Regions from separate parts of the Homo sapiens genome. Here region 1 is linked to region 2. A link is an interaction called in ENCODE POLR2A ChIA-PET data of the cell type or tissue named here. Cell type or tissue: HepG2. All regions are shown on one strand. Links, peaks and the distances in the headings refer to the core of each region. The heading gives the core; the rest is flanking DNA.

Evidence for each region. ChIA-PET counts read pairs that join two places held together with the same protein. Peaks named below come from ENCODE experiments on the same cell type or tissue, not always from the same donor. Only the 100,000 strongest peaks of a DNase experiment are listed, where the experiment ranks them.
Region 1: POLR2A ChIA-PET joins it to region 2 with 7 read pairs; 1 of 35 experiments calls an interaction of 5 or more read pairs at or near these places.

The regions. Positions count from the first base shown.
Region 1 is chr1:30,996,905-31,002,283 of GRCh38, reverse strand. All of the region lies in intron 5 of PUM1 (pumilio RNA binding family member 1), which reads left to right. Among named protein-coding and RNA genes, the nearest start is that of SNORD103C, 31 kb to the right of the region's middle. In HepG2, for the core only: no CTCF peak of the experiment used is centred there; a DNase peak (open chromatin) is centred at 2,573.
Region 2 is chr1:31,521,428-31,526,806 of GRCh38, reverse strand. LINC01226 (long intergenic non-protein coding RNA 1226) reads right to left here. Exons shown (of 3, transcript NR_027085.1): 3 at 2,562-4,782. Among named protein-coding and RNA genes, the nearest start is that of LINC01226, 5.7 kb to the right of the region's middle. In HepG2, for the core only: no CTCF peak of the experiment used is centred there; DNase peaks (open chromatin) are centred at 2,785 and 3,579.

The DNA.
Region 1 (5,379 bases), core at 185-5,184, 520 kb after region 2:
TAGTATACATCTATTTGGGCCGTGAAACTTGTTTGTCTAGGTTTCACTGCATTTACTTTAGGTAACCAGTGCTACTTAACTTTCATAGGTTTTGTTTGAAAACTTCTGTACAATGTAATGCAGATAGAAATCAGGGGTTTGAGTTTCAAATGGACCTTAATTCATCTGCAAAATGAGAATAATCAAAACTCAACAAAGTCTAATTCATACGGCTGTGTAGCATATGTGAAAATGCTTTGTAAACATTAGAAGTCTTACTACCAAAGTCAGTGGGCCGACAGCATTAGCATCACCTGGGAGCTTATCAGAAACGCAGAATCTCAGATCATACCTGAGAGCGAATGAATCAAAATCTGCATTTTGACAAGACTACCCAGATGATTTGTATGCACATTAAAGTTTGATAAGCACTGCTATCATACGCGTTATCTCAGAAAACTCAGCTGGACAAAGAGTCTAATGATTAGAGCCTTAAAAGTTTCCTAGGGGAAAAAACATAGTATGTCTAGCAATTTTTAAGCCTTGGTGGGGAGGGCTGGTGAGGGCATTGTGAAAAAGGCAATGGGGAAAAAATGTGAAAATTGGATAAAGTATTTTTTTAAAAAGACAACTGTACTTTCATGAATTTCTTTGTTTAGTCCTTGGAACAACACTTTGAGGTAGATACTGTTGTCTCTATTAATTTATAGATGAGAAAACTGAGTCTTAGAGGGGAAATGGGGGGCTGAATTCAAACTTTGTTTGTTCTAATTTCAATTTTTAGCTGTATTGCTTTCAACTGTGCCATACTGGCATTGTTTGTGAGTAGGAATCCTCACAAAAGGATCAGATTTAATATGTTAAATTAAGGAGTATTTCACATGGCCAGCAGTTTCAAACTTATAATTTTTAATATTTGAATTTTTTTTTTTTGAGACAATCTCTTTCTGTCTCTTTCTGTCACCTGGAATGCAGTGGTGTGATCTCAGCTCACTGCAACTTCTGCTTCCTGGGTTCAAGTGATTCTTGTGCCCCTGCCTCCCCAGTAGCTGGGACTACAGGAGTGCATGTGCCACCACACCCAGCTAATTTATTTATTTATTTTATTTTTATTTTTTTTTGAGACGGAGTCTTGCTCTGTCGCCCAGGCTAGAGCGCAGTGGCGCAATCTCGGCTCACTGCAAGCTCCGCCTCCCGGGTTCATGCCATTCTGCCTCAACCTGCAGAGTAGCTGGGACTACAGGCGCCCACCACCATGCCCAGCTAATTTTTCTGTATTTTTAGTAGAGATGGGGTTTCACTGTGTTAGCCAGGATGGTCTCGCTCTCCTGACCTCGTGATCCGCCCGCCTCAGCCTCCCAAAGTGCTGGGATTACAGGCGTGAGCCACTGTGCCCGGCCCACACCCAGCTAATTTATATTTGAAATTTTAAATTACCAGTAGAGCTCGACATTGTTGTACTTCAAAGGAATCAGACATTTCAGTTTTATGGCATTTTGTGAAAATGGGTAAGTGTGTGCAGGAGAAACCAGTGTTTTAGTTAACATTGTTATAGTTTTTGGACTCAGTGTGTCAAGCAGGTATAAAATACTTTGTAGAAAGAAGGGAGGAAAATGACTAATCCCATTAAATATGACTTCTGCTGTGTGAAGCTTTCTTTTAAGATCACGGCAGTAAGAGTAGTAAATAGATTTGAAATCTTCTGACTTCATTCAGAATTAATAGGTATATTAGGAAGTATTCCCCCCTTTATGTGAGTCTTTTGAGGAAGTTGAGCCATAAGTGCATGGATTCTGACCTCAACAATATATAGTTCTACCTACGTCTGCTTTTCTCCCAGTTCTTTGATATTTAGCAATTTCTCTGCCTCTCTGTAGGTCTGGGATCTCTCAGCACCCATCTTGGTTCCACTCTTGAGATTTTGATTGGGCTTGGCCACTTGCAATTTGAGCATTTTACTGAAGTTTGTATTTGAGCACTATAGCTTTGGGTTAACATTCAGCTAAAGAAAGCCCATAATTAAAAGATGCTGTTAAGCCTTTTTCATTTATTCATTTAGCTAATAGACTTTTCCAGTACTGTATGTACTTGATAATATATAACAAAAAAGCAAATCACAAACCATGCCTTTCTGATGCTTATGTTGCATTTAATTACCTTGGTTCTCAATTGTGGATACTTACCCGAGCTATTTGAGGAGAAGCTTTTCACAACATTTGCAGGAACCTCTACAGACCAATCAGATCAATCTCTGGTGCAGAGGGTGGGCCCAGCCACCTGTGAATTTAAAAAGATTGCGATGCCTAACCCTAATCATAGAACCACTGCTTTGTGCAAATGACAATGCCCCTGGGAGGGCCATATTGGCCGTATACTTGTATTTGAGATTTAAACCACTTAATTGGGACATTTAAGATTTTTATTCTTGATGTCATGTATAGTGTTACAAAGAAACACCATCCCAGTGCGTCTCTTTATTACTATTATATTACATTTGTGTAAAATGGCTTATCTTTATAAAACTTTTAGGCATGCATTATTTCATTGTTATTCATGAGTAAACAAAGTCTCAGAGATTAAATGACCTGTCCAAAGTCCTGTGACCAGTAAGTGTTAGCAGTTGAGATAGAATGTAGGTTCTGTGCACCCTGGTTCAGCACCTTTTTTTTTTTTTTTTTTTTTTTTTTTTTTTTTTTTTGAGACAGAGTCTTGCTCTGTCACCCAGGCTGGAGTGCAGCAGTGTGATCTTGGCTCACTGCAACCTCTGCCTCCAGGGTTCAAGCGATTCTCCTGCCTCAGCCTCCCGAGTAGCTGGGATTACAGGTGTGCACCACCACGTCTGGCTAATTTTTGTAGTTTTAGTAGAGATGGGGTTTCACCTTGTTGGCCAGGCTGGTCTTGAACTCCTGACCTCAGGTGATCCGCCTGCCTCGGCCTCTCAAAGTGCTGGGATTACAGGTGTGAGCCACCGCACCTGGCGGGTTCAGTATTTTTTTAAAAGACTGGGCTAGGTGTTATGGCTCACACTTGTAATCACAGAGCTTTGGGAGACCAAGGCAGGAGGATCACTTGAAGCCAGGTGTTTGAATCTAGCCTGTGAAACATAGCAAGACCCCATCTCTACAAAAAATATAAAAATCAGCCAGGCATGGTGTGTGCATCTGTAGTCATAGCTCCTTGGGAGGCTAAGGTGGAAGGATCACATGAGCCCTAGAGGTCAAGGCTGCAGTGAGTCATCATTGCAGTACTGCATTCTAGTCAGGGTGAAAGAGCGAGACCCTGTCTCAAAAACAAAAACAAAAACAAAAACAAAAACACCACACAGCTATGAATAGTTTATCTTAAATATTTTTCAGAAGTGTAAAATTTTCATAAAACTTAGCCCATTTATACCTTTCTTCTATTGTCTTTAGGGTCTTCATGTTTTTAAGAGACCATTTTAAGGATCTTGAACCTGATACTGCTGTCTATTAATGAAATAAACTCAGGGTCTCACTTTGTCCCCAGACTGGAGTGCATTGCCAGTGCATATTTTGTTCTGAGCATTCACTGTAAATTTTTGGTAGTATTCCCCATAGGAATCTCAAACTTCAGGAGAGCAGCTTTCAGAATAACAGGAGAGCTCAAAATATCAGTCAAGTCTTTTATTTTTCTTTTCTTTTCGTATCCTTTATTTTATCTATTCTTGGAGTAGATCAAGTGCCCACCCCACAGCTCACTGCAGCTTTGAACCCCTGAGCTCAAGTGGTCTTCTTGCCTCAGCCTCCTGAGTAGCAAGGACTACAGGCGCATGCCACCTTGCCCAGCTAATTTTTTTAAAAACTTTTTTTTTAGAGATGGCGTCTCCTCTGTGTTGCCCAGGCTTGTCTTGAACTCTAGGCCTCAACCTAGATCCTTCCGCTTCTGCCTCAAAGTGCTAGGATTACAGGCATGAGCCACTGCGTGCAGCTGATACTATCTCTTAATAACAGACTTTTGACAGAATGGTTTCCTATTTGTGCTTTTGTTTTTACTCAGAAGTCAGACTTCTGCTGGCCATTTTTATGGAGGGCCATTGTTGATTTCTTGAGTTTCTTTTTTCTTTTAAGTAAACTTTATATTGAAATATGACCTATGTTCAGAGAAGTGTACGAGCCATAAATGTTCGTCTTGAATTTCTGCAAAATCAAAACACCCATATAACACCTTCCCAGATCAAGAATTAGAAACTTCCCTTGGGTTCCCCACTCTCTAAAAGAAGGAGCCCACCATTTTGGTTAGGCATCAATAGCTTATTCAGAGTAGAAAACCCGGTATTTTGTAGGAATGGCCTGTACGATATTGGTAAAATGCAACACATTGCAGGGAAATATTTGAAAATCTGGCCCGTGGCAGTATAACTGAGAATGTAAATTAGTGGCTGAAAGTGTAACTTAGCAGTCAAGATTTCAGGCCATGCCGGGCGTGGTGGTGCATGCCGGTAATCTTTGCTACTGGGGAGGCTGAGGCAGGAGAATCACTTGAACCTGGGAGGTGGAGGTTTCAGTGACCTGAGATCGCACCACTGCACTCCATCCTGGGCAACAGAGCAAGATTCCGTCTTAAAAAACACCACCACCACCACAAAAGAGATTTCAGGCCAGTCAGCATGTAGAAGAGCTGAGCAGGTTCTCAGTAAAGCCCTTGTGAAGAGCCCCTGAGGAAAGATAATGCAGAGCATTGATATGACTAGTGCACATCCCCTGCAACCAGCTGTCTTGCTTGTTGTTGAAACTTCCTACTGCTGCTTTATCCTCCTTTCTTTCCTTTAAAAAAAAAAAAAAAAAAAAAGACGAGTTTCACTCTTGTTGCCTAGGCTGGAGTGCAATGGTGTGATCTTGGCTCACTGCAACCCCTGCCTCCTGGGTTCAAGCGATTGTCCTGCCTCAGCCTCCCGAGTAGCTGGGATTTCAGGTGCTGCCTAATTTTTGTATTTTTCTTAGAGACAGGGTTTCACCATGTTAGCCAGGCTGGTCTTGAACTCCTGAGCTCAAGTGATCCTGCCTTGCCCTTCCAAAGTGCTGGGATTATAGGTGTGAGCCACTGCGCCTGGCCCTTTCTTTCCATTTTTGCCTACAGACCTTTTGAACTCCTTTTGAGAAATTGGAGCTGAACTGTTTCTTCTGAGCCAGTGATTTGATTTGTAGACTGCGGAAGATGATGACTTAGGCGTGGCAGTGGGATGATTCTTGTAATATTCTTTTGCTGTTGACATTAATGGTTTCTGATTCAGGCAGAGTTGTCATCTAGACCATATTACCACCTCCAGGACTCTTATTTAATGATGATAAGGACAACAGGAAGATCATTCTTATTTTAACAGTTCAGTTTTGCATGATTTTTTTGTTCCTTTTAATTTTCTTCATCATATTTATTGAGCTT
Region 2 (5,379 bases), core at 185-5,184:
AGGAAAATTATTAGATTAGTCATAAGACTATCAAAATACAAGTTCAAGGTTTTTTTCTATGATAGATTGTTTCCTTTCTTCATTGTCTTTACCTGAAAGGACCTCTCAGTTGTTCACACTATTATTAATTATTTTTCTAGTATGTCTACGTTACAAATATTATAAATGCTGCAAAAATTGCAAATGTCACTGAAAGAATAGAACTCCAGCCCAAATTAAGTGAGTTCATTGATCTGAACTAACAGCTGTAGCATGTATGTAAGAGTAGTCTTCTGATGACTATTTGTCCAACACATTATTTCCCTATTTCTGATCAACTGAGGAAGGGCTTTCTATTTTAAATTTTTTCTTTTTTTTTTTTTGAGACAGAGTTTCATTCTTGTTGCCCAGGCTGGAGTGCAGTGGCATGATCTTGGCTCACTGCAACCTCTGCCTCCTGGGTTCAAGTGATTCTCCTGCCTCAGCCTCCTGAGTAACTGGGATTACAGACGCCCACCACCACGGCCAGCTAATTTTTGTATTTTTAGGAGCGACAGGATTTCTCCATGTTGGCCAGGCTGGTCTCAAACTCCTGACCTCGTGATCTGCCCGCCTCTGCCTCCCAAAGTGCTGGGATTACAGGCGTGAGCCACCGCGCCCGGCCTTGTTTTAAATTTTTTCAATCCTAAAGTCCCAAGGTTTATAAAACACATCAAATGGCCTATTCTTCCTCCCAACTCCTCAAGGCTCTTCAGCAATATGGTTGACCATGCAACACATCATCGCATCTGAGGAACAGCCTAAGAAAATAATTCTAATTGCAATGATCACCTCTTTTCTCCATAACGTGAGGAGATATTGGCATGACAGGAGAGCCTCTCGCATTCTGAAAGGAAATACAGGAATTTTTGCATCCTCACTGACAAACCAAATGACAGAACTTCATATAGGAGTGAAAAATAGAACAAGGGCACTTAAAAATTCCAATTTGATTCCCCTATGCCCTATAATTCCAAGCAAAGGGGACCTGTCCTCTTCAAATCCATCAGATATATTATTTGGTTTTCAAAGTCCTCTTTTGGAGAATTTAACCAAAAGGGAAAGATTTTTAGAAAAAAGAAAATCTGAAAGAAAAAGTTTTAAAACACAGCCCAAGATGGCTGCAGGCTGGACAAACAGGTACTAATATAAGGCCTATGAACTAAAGCTGAAGTCTCGCCTGCTAGGGTGGAGTCTGTCAAATATTTCACTGGCATGACTGATTGTAACCTTGCCTATCAGATGAAGCACAAATGCAGGGTAGAATCAATCACCCCTCTCCAGACCTTAAGACCCCTACGTATTCCACAACTTTTTACCCTATATATGTTAACTGCATATTTCTTTATTTATGCATAATGTCACTAAGCACCAATCAGAATTGTAAGTGTCACCTTTCCTTCAATGCCCCTGTGGAGACAGGAAGTGACTCCATCTTGGATATGAATGTGCCATGTTGTATTCTAATTAGCCCCAGTCCTGCAAATGCCTTCTGATTCTTACTTTATTTACTATCCTTAGTGTAAGAAGATGACAATCTGAATGTCATCACACAAATCATAGGCCATGATGCATGTAACATTCTTGCCTGTTCTGGAGGCTGCCTTTTATTGTCTTGCTGGACACACACGCCCTTTCCCTATGGTACAGAAGCCCCGGGTCTGGGGAGTAGCAGTGTGGAGATCTATCTTCTGCCTTGCAGCTAAAATCCCAAGACTACGCTTCTGCCTGTAAGTTCTCCCCCAGTAAAACACTCTAGACCAAACTGAATTTGTTTCCCTCCTTTTCTGGTTTCCAGCTCCTTTGGCATTTGGGGGTCATTTTGGATATAAGGCCCTTTCATGGAACAGCCCCCTTCTCCCATTTTCTTTCTCTCTTTTTTTTTTTTTTGTTTGTTTGTTTGCTCTGTTTTAAGACAGGGTCTCACACTGTCGCCCAGGCTGGAGTGCAGTGGCATGATTTTGGCTCACTGCAACCTCCGCCCTTGGGTTTTGTTGAGACAGAGTCTGGCTCTATCACCCAGGCTAGAGTGCAATGGCGCAATATTGGCTCACTGAAACCTCCACCTCCCGGTTCAAGCAATTCTCCTGCCTCAGCCTGAAGAGTAGCTGTGACTACAGGCGTATGCCACCATGCCCGGCTAATTTTTGTATTTTTGTAGGGAAGGGGTTCCACCATGTTGGCCAGGCTGCTCTCAAACTCCTGATCTCAGGTGATCTGCCTGCCCCGGCCTCCCAAAGGGCTAGGATTACAGGCGTGAGCCACCGCGTCCAGCCTAAATTTTTAAAACATATATTCAGAGAACTGAAAAGAGGAAGCAGGGAGATATAACAGAAACAAGGACCATCCCTCATATGGAAAGTCAATACATGACATTTGAAGCAAGGGTTGTGAAATCGCATCACGAGCTTGTTATTTGGAACTATTGAGATAAATGCTAGAAGAAATGCCTAACAGAATTCGAAGTATTGGCCTTGGAGGTCAGGAGTCCGGGAGTTGGGAGCTGAGGAGACACACTCGTGAGTCCATTTGTGATAAACTTCAACTGTGTCATGCATCCTTTAAATTTGAAATTTTTGAAAAGTTAAAGGTTAAAACAAATCAAAAGGGCCTTGCAGAGCTGTGTTCTCACCAGTCCCCATGGCAGTCCCTTGGCAATTCACAGATAGGGCTCCCACTACCCAGGTTAGCTCAGGCCACAAGCCCGGGTGCCTCCGCCTCCTTCTCATGTGGGAGGTTATGTAACCCACCCAAGGTCACAGAGGCAGTGGGTGTCAGTCCACAGTCACGGCTCAGGGCTTCTGTCAGAACAGGGACCTCCTCGGGGTGGGGCATGTGAGTGCCCTTGTGCTGTGACTCAACCCAGTTCCCCGTGTGACTCCACAGGGAGCTCAGAGAAAGTCAGCCCACACCCACTTTCATCTGAGGACACCCCAGTGGGGCAGAGCAGGCCTTCCCTGCTCCACCCCAAGCAGGACTCATGCCCCAGCCTTTCTGGGGCACATTGCTACATATTTTAAAATGGGCAAATAAGTACTTTCATGAACATGGCTAGTGGGGAAGAAAGGAGATTATTGCCCTCATTTTGTGGATGAGAAAATTGAAGTTAAAAGAGGGTAATGAGCTGGGTGGGGTGCTCACGCCTGTAATCCTAGTGCTTTGGGAGGCCGGGGCAGGTGGATCACCTGAGCTCAGGAGTTCGAGACCAGCCTAGGCAACATGGTGAAACCCTGTCTCTACTAAAACACAAAAATTAGCTGAGCGTGGTGGCACGCACCTGTAGTCCCCAGCTACTTGGGAGGCTGAGACAGGAGAATCACTTGAACCCAGGAGAGAGTGGTTGCTGTGAGCTGAGACTGTACCACTGCACTCCAGCCTGGGTGACAGAGTGAGACTCTGTCTCCAAAAAATAAAACAAAAAAGAGGATAATGATTTGTTCAGGGCACACCACTGATCCCACCCCTGATTTGGATGCAGGCCTGACTCTAGCACCTGGGTTCTTGGGTCACTGAGGTAAAGCACACTGACTCAGGTTTGTAAAACGTGGGCCAAATAGCAGCTGAGTCACTGGGTTGCTGTGAAGGTCAAATGAGGTCAGGTAGATATGGGACTCTTGGGAGGGTTGTTGGTACATCCCAACCACCTCACACATTTCAGCTGTTAATGGTGATGATGATGTCAGAGCTGGGAGGGCTGGAGAGATGCCCCAAACCTGGGGTTCAGGTGTAGCCTGTTGAGGCTCCCTTGAGAATCTAATGAAAGCAGATGACCCTCTGTTCTGCAGGCAGCCTCAAGACAGTGTTTTGCACGTTAAGACCCTCCTAGGTGCTCTAACATCTTGCATTTCCACAGATGATAAAATGAAGCCTCTGGCTGATATTTCCTTGGATCTGTTTCCCAGCTCAGGAAGGTGTTCTTGAATTCTGAAGCAGACATCTGGAGCCTGCGACTGAGCAGCTGCCATGATAGGAAAGGGGAAAGACCTCTGGTTACCTTCCAGAAAGACGAGAGAAGGTGCCTGTCTCCTCCACGACCTAACTGTACACAGCAGGATGCAATTACCTCTAGAACCACTGAGGAAGCAGACAGTAAACTGGACATCCATCTGTCCCGAGGCACAAAAATATTTGCAGGCACGAAAATATTTGCAGGCACCTCCCCTGTCCAGATTCAGACTAGGCCCTTCCACCACAGCAGTCCCCACAGCTGGGTGGAAGCCTGGAGGTCAGGAAGGAGGAGTGCTAGTTGCTTTCAACACTTCAATGGTGAAATCATGCAGAGAAGCACTTCTCATGTTAATCCATCTCACACACATTCCAAGAGCACCTACTATGTGTAAGGCACACAGTGGGACAAGCAGATGAACAAACAGAATCTCTATGGGAAGTGGTGAGTGATATTCTAGCAGTTCTCATACAATGCTGCGGGATGTAAAACACACTCTAGCTGGGGGAACTGACCAGGAAGGAACACGGGCTTGTTGAAACACATGATATTGGAAGTGACTATATCAAGATGCCCCAAAGTCAACTCATGACTTTTACCACCAACCTGACCTTTCACTGCCCAGTGAAAGTTGCCATCATCCGATTCAGTTACATGTCACACTTCCCACACTCTAACTCTCCATACACATCTCGGGTCTTGCTGACTTTTCCTCCTCTATGTCTCTGCCGTCCACTTCTCTCCATCTTTAACATCTACTTCAGCAGCTTCTCCTTTGGTCCGCCCTCCAATCCAACTTCCAATCTGAACGACCTCATCTAAGAACAGATGTGATCATGGTTAATCCCTTTTGAAAATCTTTCAATGGGCCGGGCACGGTGACTCATGCCTGTAATCCCAGCACTTTTGGAGGATGAGGTGGGCTGATCACCTGAGGTCAGGAATTCAAGACCAGCCTGGCCAACATGGTGAAACCCCGTCCGTACAAAAATACAAAAATTAGCTGGGTGTGTTGGCACGCACTTGTAATCCCAGCTACTCAGGAGGCTGAGGCAGGAGAATCGCTTGAGCCCAGGAGACGGAGGTTGCAGCGAGCCAAGACCATGCTATTGCACTCCAGCCTGGGAGAGTGAGACTCCATCTCAAAAAAAAAAAAATATATATATATATATATATATATTTCAATGGTACTTCTATTGTTATCTGTTTTTTTGTTTGTTTGTTTGTTTGTCTGTTTGAGATGGAGTCTCGCTCTGTCACCAGGCTGGAGTGCAGTGGTGCAATCTTGGCTCACTGCAAGCTCCACCTCCTGGGTTCAAGCAATTCCCTTGCCTCAGCCTCCCAAGTAGCTAGGACTACAGGTGTGTGCCACCATGCCTGGCTAATTTTTTTTTTTTTGAGTAGAGACGGGGTTT